Linked DNA regions of Homo sapiens: region 1 is linked to region 2. The links are chromatin contacts, found by Hi-C or POLR2A ChIA-PET in ENCODE. All regions are on one chromosome and are shown on one strand. Each heading gives the region's core, a stretch centred on a gene start or an enhancer-like site at or near the end of the contact. The rest is flanking DNA. Distances are from core to core; before and after follow the strand shown.

Region 1 (5,342 bases), core at 262-2,761, 180 kb before region 2:
AAAAAAAGAAAAAAAAAAAAAAAGATTTCAAAGTAGCCATTATAAATATGTTCAAAGAACAAAAAGGAAACCATAATTTAAAAAGTAAAGAAAGGTATAATGACAGTGTCATATCAAATAGAGAATATTAAGAAACAGAAAAAAATTATTAATTTAAAGACCCAAATGGAAATTCTAGAGCTAAAAAGTACAATAACTGAAAAGAAAAATTCACTAGAGGGGCTCAACAGCATACTTACACTGGCAGAACAATTAGCAAGCTTGGGGACAGACCAACAGAAATTATGCAATCCAAATAATGGAGAAAAAGCTAAAATGAAAAATGAACAGAGACTCAGAGAAATGAAGGGCACCATTAACTGCACCAAATATGTATAAAGAAAACACCAGAAGAGGAGAGACAGGAGCAGAAAAAAGTCCAGGCTTGGTGGCTCACACCTGTAATCCCAGCACTTTGGGAGGCCGAGGTGGGCGAATCACTTGAGGTCAGAAGTAAAAGACCTGCTTGGCCAACATGGTGAACCCCCGTCTCTACTAAAAATACAAAAATTAGCTGGGCGTGGTGGCATATGCCTGTAGTTCTGGGTACTTGGGAGGCTGAAGCAGATGAGTAGCTAGGACTACAGACAGCTAGGACTACAGACACACACCACCATGCCAAGAACCCAGGAGATGGAGGTTGTAGTGAGCTGAGATCGCACCACTGCACTCCAGCCTGGGTGACAGAGCAAGACTCTGTCTCAAAAAAAAGAAAGAAGCAGAAAAAAAAAATTTTAAGAAATAATGCCTGAATACTTTACAAATTTATTGAAAAACATTGATCTACATGTCCAAGAAGCTAAATGAACTTCCAAGTAGGATAAACTCAAAGAGATCCACAGACAGACACATTAAGGTTAAAGTGCTGAAAGTCAAAAACAGAGAAAACCTTGAAAGCAGCAAGATGAAAATAACTCATCAGAAGGCAACACCAATAACATTCACAGCTAACATCTCCTCATAAACAATGGAGGCTAGAAGGCAGAAGGATAACATTTGAAGTGCTCCAAAAAACTGTCAAACAAGAATTCCATATCTAGCAAATCTATCATTCAAAAATAAAAGTGAAATAAGGAAATTCCCAGATAAACAAAAGCAGAGAATGTGTGGCTAGCAGACCCACATTACAGGAAAACGAAGTGAAGTTCATCAAGCTAAAAGGATGAGACCCTACACAATAACTCAAAGCAATGTGAAAACACAAGAGTGCTGGTAAAGGTAATTATAAAACACAATACAAACACATTTTGCCTCTCCTTAACTAATCTGAAAAGCTACTGTATGAAACAATACTATAGAAGATGGCAGAGTAAGAAGCATCAGGAATTCATCTCCTCACTCAAGCAAAAATTGTATCTCTTCACTCAACCAGAAATTGTACTGACAGAATCTCTTTTACGTAACTATTTAAAAACTCTGGATTCTCTTGAAGGCTGGAAACATCTGGCGGAAGTCTTAGAAGCTAAATTGTGGTTCACTTCAGCCCCAAGCACTCTGCACCCAGTGGAGACAGTCATGCTGTTCCTGAAGCAGCTTGCATGCTGCTTGCAAGAACCAGGGTAGGCAATAAGAAACCAGTCCTCCAAGTATCAGGGATCTCTGTACTGATAGCTGATTGCTGCTTCTGATCACTGAAGTACAGATATAGAAGCAGGAAACCAATGTTGCAACCATCACTGACACTGTTGCAAACCTCCCTCCCTCTAGCTGAAGTGACTTCCTGGGGATTTAAAAGGCTGGTGCCTTTATTTCTCCCCACTTTATTTTTTTTCTTTTCCCCCTTTTGGGGGCCATACATTGAAGGAGCAGGATGTTCCAAAGCCACTGGGCACGGTGGCTTATGCCTAGAATCCCAGAACTTTGGGAGGCCAAGGCAGGAGAATTGCTTGAGCCCAGGAGTTCAAGACCCGCCTGGGCAACATAGGGAGACTCTGTCTCTACCAAAAAAAAAAATTTTTTTTAATTAGCTAAGTGTGGTGGGGCACGCCTATTGTCCAAGCTACTAAGGAGGCTGGGACAGGAGAATTGCTTAAGTCCAGGACGCAAAGGCTGCAGTGAGCTGTGATTACACCATTGTACTCCAGCCTGGGTGACAGAGCAAGACCCTGTCTCAAAAAAAAAAAAAAAAAGTAACCACATTTACAGGGGAATTTGGAAAGTTACCATGCATGTACATGCCCAGGGGAAAACACAGATTCAGACATGAGAAGGACCTTAAGTTTATACCTGTGACTAATCCCTGGTGATAGTGACAGGAGGTGGCCAAATACCTAGGCAGATGGGGCAGGTTCCCAGTGAAACCCCACCTTCAAGCCAAATCAGTCCGAAGGCTGAAAGACCAGACTGCTGGTCCTGGATGAAACCTGTGATCCAGAGTGGGAACTTCTGTTCCTCTTTGCTCGCCCTTTCCCAATTGATACTTTCTGAATAATGCCTTTTAACCAATCGAATGTTGCCTTTTCTAATACTACCTACAGCCTACCCCTCCCTTATTCTGAGCCCATAAAAAGCCCTGGACTCAGCCATATTAGGGGGACTTCCCCACCTTAAGGTAGGGGGACCACCCTCGCATCCCCTCTCTGCTGATAGCTGTTTCATCACTCAATAAAATTCTTCTCCACCCTCCTCACCCTTCAACATCCAGCGTATCCTTATTCTTCTTGGGCAAGGTCCGAGAGCTCAGAAACTGCTGAACGTGGGTACAAGCTATAACACAAGTGAGCTGGGGCACACCAGCATGGCTGAGCGAGGCCTGGGTGGGGCATGGCCAGCCAGAGGTCCCTGGCTTGCAAAGTGACTGAGAAGTAAATCCTACATCACTGGCATGGAGGACCCCTAAATTATCACATGATAAAAACTCAAATGTCCAGTTTGAAAACAAAAACAAAAAACCACAAGACATAAAAAATAAGTATGGACCATTCAAAGGAAAAAAACAAAAGAAATCAATAGAAATTGTCCCTAAGATCAGATGGCAGACTTATTAGAAAATGATGTGGCCGGGCACGGTGACTCACGCCTGTAATTACAGGACTCTGGGAGGCTGAGGCAGGCAGATTGCTTGAGGCCAGGAGTTTGAGAGTGGCCTGGGTAACATGGCGAAACCCCGTCTCTACAAAATGTACAAAAAAAATAGCTGGGTGTGGTGGCATGCTCCTACAGTCCTGGCAACCTGGGAGGCTGAGGTGGGAGGATGACCTGAGCCCAGGCTGCAGTGAGCCATGACTATTCCATTGCCCTCTAGCCTGAGCGACAGAGCGAGACTCTGTCTCAGAAAAAGAAAGTTATGTAATTATGTGGCCAGGCATGGTGGCTCACACCTGAAATCTAAGTACTTTGGGAAGTCAAGGCAGGAGGATTAGTTGAGACCAGGTGTTTGAGACCAGCCTGGGCAACATAATGAGACCCTGTCTCTACAAAAAAATTTTAAAATTAGCTAAGTATGGTGGCATGTGCCTGTAGTTCCAGCCACTTGAGAAGCTAAGGCGGGAGGATCACTTGTGCCCAGGAGTTTGAGGCTGCAGGGAGCTATCACTGCACCACTGCACTCCAGATAGAATGAGACCCTGTCTCAAAATAAAATAAAATGATGTATAAATAAAACAAATATCAGTAAAGAGAAAGACATAAAAAGAAAAAAAGAATTTTTTTTTTGAGATGGAGTCTTGCTCCATCACCCAGGCTGAAGGGCAGTAGAACCTGTGACCTCCATCTCCCGGGTTCAAGCGATTCTCGTGTCTCAGCCTCCTGAGTAGCTGGAATTACAGGTGCATGCCACCGTGCCTAATTGTTGTACTTTTAGTGTAGACGGGGTTTTACCATGTTGGTCAGGCTGGTCGAACTCCTGACCTTAAGTCATCTGCCTGGCTCAGCCTCCCAAAGTGCTGGGATTACAGGCATGAGCCACCATGCCCGGTCTGAAAAAAAGAAATTCTGAAGATGAAAAGTACAATAACTGCAATGAAAAAGCAGATCTGAGCAAGGACAAGAAAGAAATAGTGAACTTGAAGATAGGATAATTAAAAGTATCAAGTCTGAAGAACAGGAAGAAAAAAGACTACAGAAAGTGAACAGAGCTTAAAGGACCTATAGAACACCATCAAGCAGCCCAACGTAAGCAATGTGGGAGTCCCAGAGAAAGAGGAGAGAGAGGGGATCAGATAAATGATCTGAAGAAATAATAGCTGAAAAATTCACAAGTTTGATGAAAGACAAATATTTAAAAGACAAAATAAATATAAACATCCAAGAGGCTCAACAAACTCCAAGTAGGATGAACTCAAGAGTCTACACTGAAATACATTATAATCAAACTGTAAAAAGACACAGCCAGGCTTAGTGGCTCACACCTGCTATCCTAGCATTTTGGGAGGCCACGGCGGGTGGATCACTTGAGGTCAGGAGTTCAAGACCAACCTGGATGACATGGTGAAACCCTGTCTCTACTAAAAATACTAAAATTAGCCCCATGTGATGCCACATGCCTGTGATCCCAGCTACACAGGAGGCTGAGTCACAAAAATTGCTTGAACCCGGGAGACAGAGGTTGCAGTGAGCCAAGATGGCGCCACCGCACTCCACCCTGGGGACAGTGAGACTTTGTCTTAAAACACACACACACACACACACACACACACACAAAACTGTCAAAAGACAAAGACAAAGAGAGAATCCTGAAAACAGCATGAGAGAAGCAACTTATCACATACAAAGGATAAGATTACCAACGGGTTTTTTCATCAGGAACTGTGGAGGCCAGAAAGCAGTGGGCTAATATATTCAAAATGCTAAAAGAAAAAATACCAAGAATACTGTATCTGGCAAAAATGCCCTTCAAAAGTGAGGGAGAAATCAAGACATTTCCAGATAAATCTGATTAACACTAGATCTTCCCTATCAGAAATATTCAAGGGAATTCTGTGGGTTGAAATTATGACAATAAATAACTTGAAGCTTTATGAAGAAAGAAAAATCTCTAAAAACAGTCAGATTAATCAAATTAATAGGAACAGACAGGAGAATGGTGTTTACCAGAGGCGAAGGGTGGGGAGAATGGGCAGGTGTTGGTCAAAGGGTACAAGGTTCAGTTATACAGCAGGAGTTAAGTATTTTGAGATACATTGCACAACATGGTGACTACATTTAATAATAATGTATTACATATTTCAAAATTGCTAAGAGAATTTCAAATGTCCTCATCACAAGAAAATGATAAATACTTGAGGTGACAGATATGTTGATTAGCTTGATTTAATCAAAACACATTGTATACATATATCAGAACATCACATTGTACTCTATAA
Region 2 (5,649 bases), core at 2,952-5,451:
CAATTTACCTTCAAATGGCTCAGCCAAAAAAAAAAAAGCATAAAGAGGTAAAGCAAATGTGACAAAATGTGAACAACTGCTAAATCTAGGTAGAGGGCAGACAGATGTTCAGTGTATTATTTTTCATGTTTTCTACGTTTGACATTTTTAGAGATAAAAACCAGGATGGGGTGGGGAGAGGTGATCGTAGGGAAGGTTGTGCCAACACAAGCCTGTTCACACAGAGCACACAGGGAGGCCGGTTTACCACGGAGAAAACCCCAGAAACTCTCATTTAAGATATCAAAGCTGAGTGGACTGGTTTGTGATTTTTACTTTGGATTGCAGGAAAAAAGTTATCACTTCTCAATGTTAGCAGTGTTTTTGTAAAACATGGACACATTTCTCCCAGCTGGCTAGGCCCCATGTCTATAACAAAAATAGGCAGGCAGATTTATCCAAGCTCTCAAAATGCTTGTTTTATTAAAAACCAATTCTGTCTACACTTCAGCCCAGAACCCTGACTGTGCACGGTGAGGGAGGCTTGAGTTTGCTTTGCATTCACATGTCCTGAGAGCAAACACCCCCAAATGCCAACACACACACTGGCCAACACGACCTTTGGCTGACAGCTGGTTGGCTACCCTGCACTGGAACAGTTTGCTGAGCTCTAGGACTGCTTAGCTCTGTTCTGCTGAGACCCTAGCTGAGCAACTTTGTCAAGTCACAGACTATAGACAAAACCACCAAAACGAGGAATTGCTTAAAACCACCAAAACGAGGAATTGCTTGGCAAAGCCCCCTCGTTTAAAGCGTTTCTTTCTATGCAGATACCTAGCAGACACTTCAGAAAACTCTAAGTGGAAAGTATCTTCATAAGCTTGTCTCTGAGTATGTTCATCTTTCCTTGCGTACACAGGGTACCTTAGCTGGAGCCTCTAGGAAGCCCGCCAACTCAACAAGGCAGTGCTGACACTGGGACATGTGTGTGGGTGGTGCCTGTAACAGTCTGCATGTTTATGCAGCTTGAATAATGGGCTACCATGTATGACCTGGCATATACATTCTCAACTGCCTGGACCAAGAGGGTCTATAAACCCTACATAGTAAGGCAAGAAGTCTATCAAAGCACCAGAATGAGAAATTCTTGCAGAACCAGAATCCTCCCCAGAGACATTAATATATATAAGTAATCTTCCTTCAGGACAAACCTCTCCAGATTAAAAACAAAGAAACAAACAAACAAAAACAAGGCAACGTGTAAGTGGAGAAAAAAGTGATTTTTCTGGATAGAAAAAGGAACATAAAGACAGTGGTCTGAGGGGTCACTGAAATCAGGGAGGTGAAGTAAGGAAAACTACCTCACAGCTTGTCTGCAGAGAAATGGGTTCATTCTACAGTCAGAGCTGGTCCAACAGGAAACAATAGTGTTGGCCATCAGGACTGGGGAAGCGTTCCAGAAGACAGGCAGTGAGCCCATTGCCTCGAGGGCCACGGGTACTCAGAAGGGAAAAGACTGTGATCTCAAAAACAGCCCCTCAAAGGACAACGGCTGTTTAAACTGCTCAGAACAGACTGGTTGGTATTTAAAATGTTTGAAGATAACAGAACTGAGGAAGGATGGAGTGGCCTCACCTTAACACACACTAAGACTTCCCTCCCTCAGGGCTGCGAGGGGGACCCTCGTCAGGGGAGCCTGGCCTTCAACAGATGCCCCTCCTGGCAGCTCCGCCAGACTGAGAAGGACGGAGGACTAATAGCCCAGGACAAAGCCAAATGGCTCGCAGATGTACTTCCTTAAGGCTACCTTGATCTCGTTCCTCTTCCACCTTAGAGATTTCTTCCTCTTCCCAGTAGTTCAAGAAGGAAAAGCCTCGCAGTTCTATTTCAACAGGACCAAGAAATCTGAGAGATAAGAAGGGCCCCACCCTGACTGCATCCCAGTCAGTGGGCTTCTTCTTGTCCAGCTCCCAGAGTACCATTGCCCTGGCCTGCTCTGTCTGCTTCTAGGTAGGGGGAGGAGGCTCTTGCTCTCACCTCCATTTCTGTGTCAGGGCAGACATAGCTCTAGCCTTTCCAGCTCTTCTCCCCATCACTCCTACCCACATCACCCCAGGACCCACCAGCCATTTCCACAAGCTCCGTCCACGTCAAGCCTCACAGTGAACAAGAGACTGCTTTCTAGTTCAATCTCTGCACACAGAAAGTACCAACCACAGTGGGATTTGCACATGTGCTCACGCTGAAGATTAAGTAAAGAAGTGAATATGTCCCTGAAGACTCCACTCAGAACACATTCAACCCGATACACTTCTCAGCTGTGAGCAACTCTGCCCTGTCATCATCACATTTCCTTCTCTGAATCACAAGTGTCAAACCCTAGGGGACAAGCCGGGCCATCAGCATCAATCAAACCTATGGAAACAGCCAGAGCTAGGCTAAGAAACCTCAGGTTAGGGAGCAAAAGAAAAATTTAACCTACACTTCCTTCAGAGAGAAAGGAAGGCTGTCTGGAGGACAGAGAAGTAGGAGGGGTATGAAGATCCACTCACCATGTCTTGAAAACACACACGTACAGTACATGCGCCCAAGTCAGCAGCGGATTTTGGCTAAGTTGTCACAAATTATTACTGTGGGAACAAGTGGGTATTTGTTTAGCAGAGAAAAAGCAAGGCAAGTTGGGACTAAAAAGGAAAGAAAAAGTGGCAAACATAGACAGTTGGGCACTTATAAGACTTATCAAGGACAGGCCACCAGAAGAACGCGGTATCCATGATCAGAGCCTCTTCAGGGTTACTTAAAGCCTGAGAGAATTCACTCAAAGAAACCCCAAGTTATAAACAAGCAAGGTGGCCACTCCAGCAACTGGACCCCACAAGACAAAGGCACACAGCTGCAAGATCCCTCCTGAGTACCCCAAAGCATACTTTCTGCAGGAACTCTCCACTCTGTCCACACAAGCACAGTGGGGAAGTTTTGAGAACAAGTCATTTTTGGAATTAATGACTCTGCACAGATAGTTATAACCTTTCCTTCCCCCTAAAACGCAGTCACAAGGGCACTCCTAGGCTTACATGTCGAGCAAAACTTCTTGTTACTTTAATAAGGGAAGGATGCACACGATGAAAAACAGAAGCCCCCCCCCACCCCCCATCAGCACACATGAGAACAGGGTGGGGGCTTCCTTCTCTATTCAGCCACTAAGGTGCCCAAGTTTAATGGAAAAGGAAACTTAAAATATAAAGAATAAAAGTGGAAAGGGAACAGCCAGGGGAAGCTATAGATGCGGCTTATTAGGAAAGCTTGGGACAGAGATGGAACAGGTGGGCCTGTTCCGGAAGAAACGAGAGGAAGGGGATCTGGGGAAGAAGGCAGACTGGGTGGGTCCTACCCTGACAAAAGGGAAACTAAAGCTGAGGAAGAAGGGCCACGGAGAGGGAGGCGGGTACTGGGAAACGGAAGGCATGGCCCTAACACTCCAGGTGTTGAGAGGGATGCAAAGTAGCAGGATTTAAATGTGAACGGAGAAGGCAGATCCTTGAAGAGTGAAGGGGCAGAAAAGAGCTCAGCATCGCACTGGGGATTGAGGGATGTGGGTTCTAAGCACGAAGAGCCCCTGAGAAGGGGCGGACAAGGGGATGTCACCCTTGGGGGTCATGATTCCAGGCTGGGAAGTGGGGTAACAATTCGAGATGGTAAGGTGGGAGGTAGGCGAGTTTTAGACTGGCGTCTCAAAAGACAGACGTTTAAGGTGGAAAGGGGAAGGGTCACTCCTGTCTGGAGGCCACAGCGAGTAGGTGAGGGGCTCGGGCTACCCCTAGTGCAGGAATACCCAGCCTGGGTTTGCGGGGGAGGAGCAATTCGGGTCCCAAGGCCTGAACTCTCCGCGCAGGAGGGGCCCCCAGGGGGGCCGGGCCGCGGCTGCCGCGCAGGGCCTCCGGAGGGTCGGGGGGTCCCAGACTCACGCATTAACGTGCTGAAGGCCACGACGCCGAGCAGCCCCTGCAGGAAGATGCCGAAGCTGTGCATGAGCGCGCCGCTCTCGCAGCGGCCCGCCCCGGACGCGACTGTGGAGGGCGGCCCGCCTGGCAGTCCCCGGCTCGCGTTCCCGGCGGGGCCCTGCATGACAGGCCTCGCGGGAGGGGCGCGAGGGCCCAGGGCCCGCCCGGCCTCGCTGCCTGCCGGCGCAGCGCCGCCAAACCCGCAGCCGGGATCCCAAGCCTGAGCCGGTACCTCCGCCCGGCCGCCGACTCCGCGCCGCGCGTAACCCGACGTCTGAGATCGCAGTGCCTGATTGGCGCAGCCAAGGTTGGGGCGGGCCTCGGCCGCGGCAGCTCTCCCCACCCGCCCCCGAGGGGCGGGGCTCCGGCCGGGCCACGGGGCGGGGTCGCGGGTCCCGCTCCCCTCTCCAACCCCGCCACGCCCGCAGGTAGACAGGCCAGGTGAGCCGGCCACCGCAGACCGGAATGAGAGCCTGGGAATCACGAGCTCCAGGTCCGGAGGTAGGAGCTGGGACGGCCTGTGGTCAAATTATTTTTCCCTCTAAGGAAAATCCCTATATCCTGGAGAAATTATCATCATTCCTGAATTCCACCCTCAGAGATCGTGATTCAGTAGTTCTGGGGTGGGTCCCAATAGTTTGCAGCCTGGATTATTCTGAAGCAAGTGAATAAGGAAAACAATCTGAGACTGAGTACAGGAGTCTTCCCTCCAACCCAGACATTTGAGTCTTTTTCCTACTTCCCTAGCTAAAGGCTTATCAAGGCCCCAAGTCTATTTTCTTTTTTCATAGACATAATTTAAATGGTCACCTGAATCCAATCACTTTCATTTGGAAATATACCAGGTTTCACACTGAAAACCTGACGTGCACATGTCCCACCTTATTCACTTGGGGAGCACAACTACCTTTAGAGTGTAAAAGACAAATGGTTGGTATTTTCCAGGCTCCAACATCCCCCTGCACACACACACTCCCATCTAACCCTTTCCAACTTCTCAGAACCTGTGCTCTGCCTTTAACAAGACCCTGAGTCCCCATTCTCTCACCCATTCTCCCAGCCCAATCTGGGCTCTCTCTGGATACCTTCTTGTTGGTGCTCTAGAGCCGCTGACCTTCCTGCTGCAGAATGTCAGTGAACACATGGTGTAAGTCCAGTTGACACTCACCCATTCTCCCAGCCCAATCTGGGCTCTCTCTGGATACCTTCTTGTTGGTGCTCTAGAGCCGCTGACCTTCCTGCTGCAGAATGTCAGTGAACACATGGTGTAAGTCCAGTTGACACTCACCCATTCTCCCAGCCCAATCTGGGCTCTCTCTGGATACCTTCTTGTTGGTGCTCTAGAGCCGCTGACCTTCCTGCTGCAGAATGTCAGTGAACATATGGTGTAAGTCCAGTTGATACTGAGCTACGTGTTTTCAACGGTAAATATCATCTCTAGGAAAAAGTTTCCTATTAAATAGCCCCCCAAATTCCAATTACCTAAGAGGGTTATATGCTAGCTAAAAGCTTTCTTGGTGAACAGGAATATTAACCTGATTAGAGAATAAAAATGCAATTCTCCAGCCTTCTCTTACATTTTCACACCTCTGTGCCTTTATGTAGCATTCTAGCTGCATGGATGCCATTCCCTTTTCCCTGCTCCATGAACTGCTCCTCATGTGTCAAA

What was found. Hi-C counts contacts between places; a loop is a spot of excess contacts on that map. ChIA-PET counts read pairs that join two places held with the same protein, here RNA polymerase II (POLR2A). Pooled maps may share reads with other maps.
Region 1: a pooled map shows a loop between it and region 2 (2.1-fold over the local background). The contact joins the enhancer-like site here to the promoter of STIMATE in region 2. A Hi-C loop is called at or near these places in 1 of 50 pooled maps. POLR2A ChIA-PET finds 5 or more read pairs at or near these places in 6 of 52 experiments (GM12878, Panc1, activated T-cell and 2 more).

What each region holds. Positions count from the first base shown.
Region 1 is chr3:52,719,585-52,724,926 of GRCh38, forward strand. All of the region lies in intron 15 of NEK4 (NIMA related kinase 4), which reads right to left. Among named protein-coding and RNA genes, the nearest start is that of SPCS1, 16 kb to the left of the region's middle. Within about 2 kb of position 1,512, at least 5 of the 41 ENCODE cell types and tissues checked have a DNase peak (open chromatin) inside an H3K27ac peak, as active enhancers do.
Region 2 is chr3:52,893,347-52,898,995 of GRCh38, forward strand. STIMATE (STIM activating enhancer) reads right to left here and starts at 4,202. Exons shown (of 8, transcript NM_198563.5): 1 at 3,945-4,202. The coding sequence starts at 4,104. STIMATE-MUSTN1 (STIMATE-MUSTN1 readthrough) reads right to left here and starts at 4,202. Exons shown (of 10, transcript NM_001198974.3): 1 at 3,945-4,202. The coding sequence starts at 4,104. RefSeq lists a silencer at 3,755-4,464.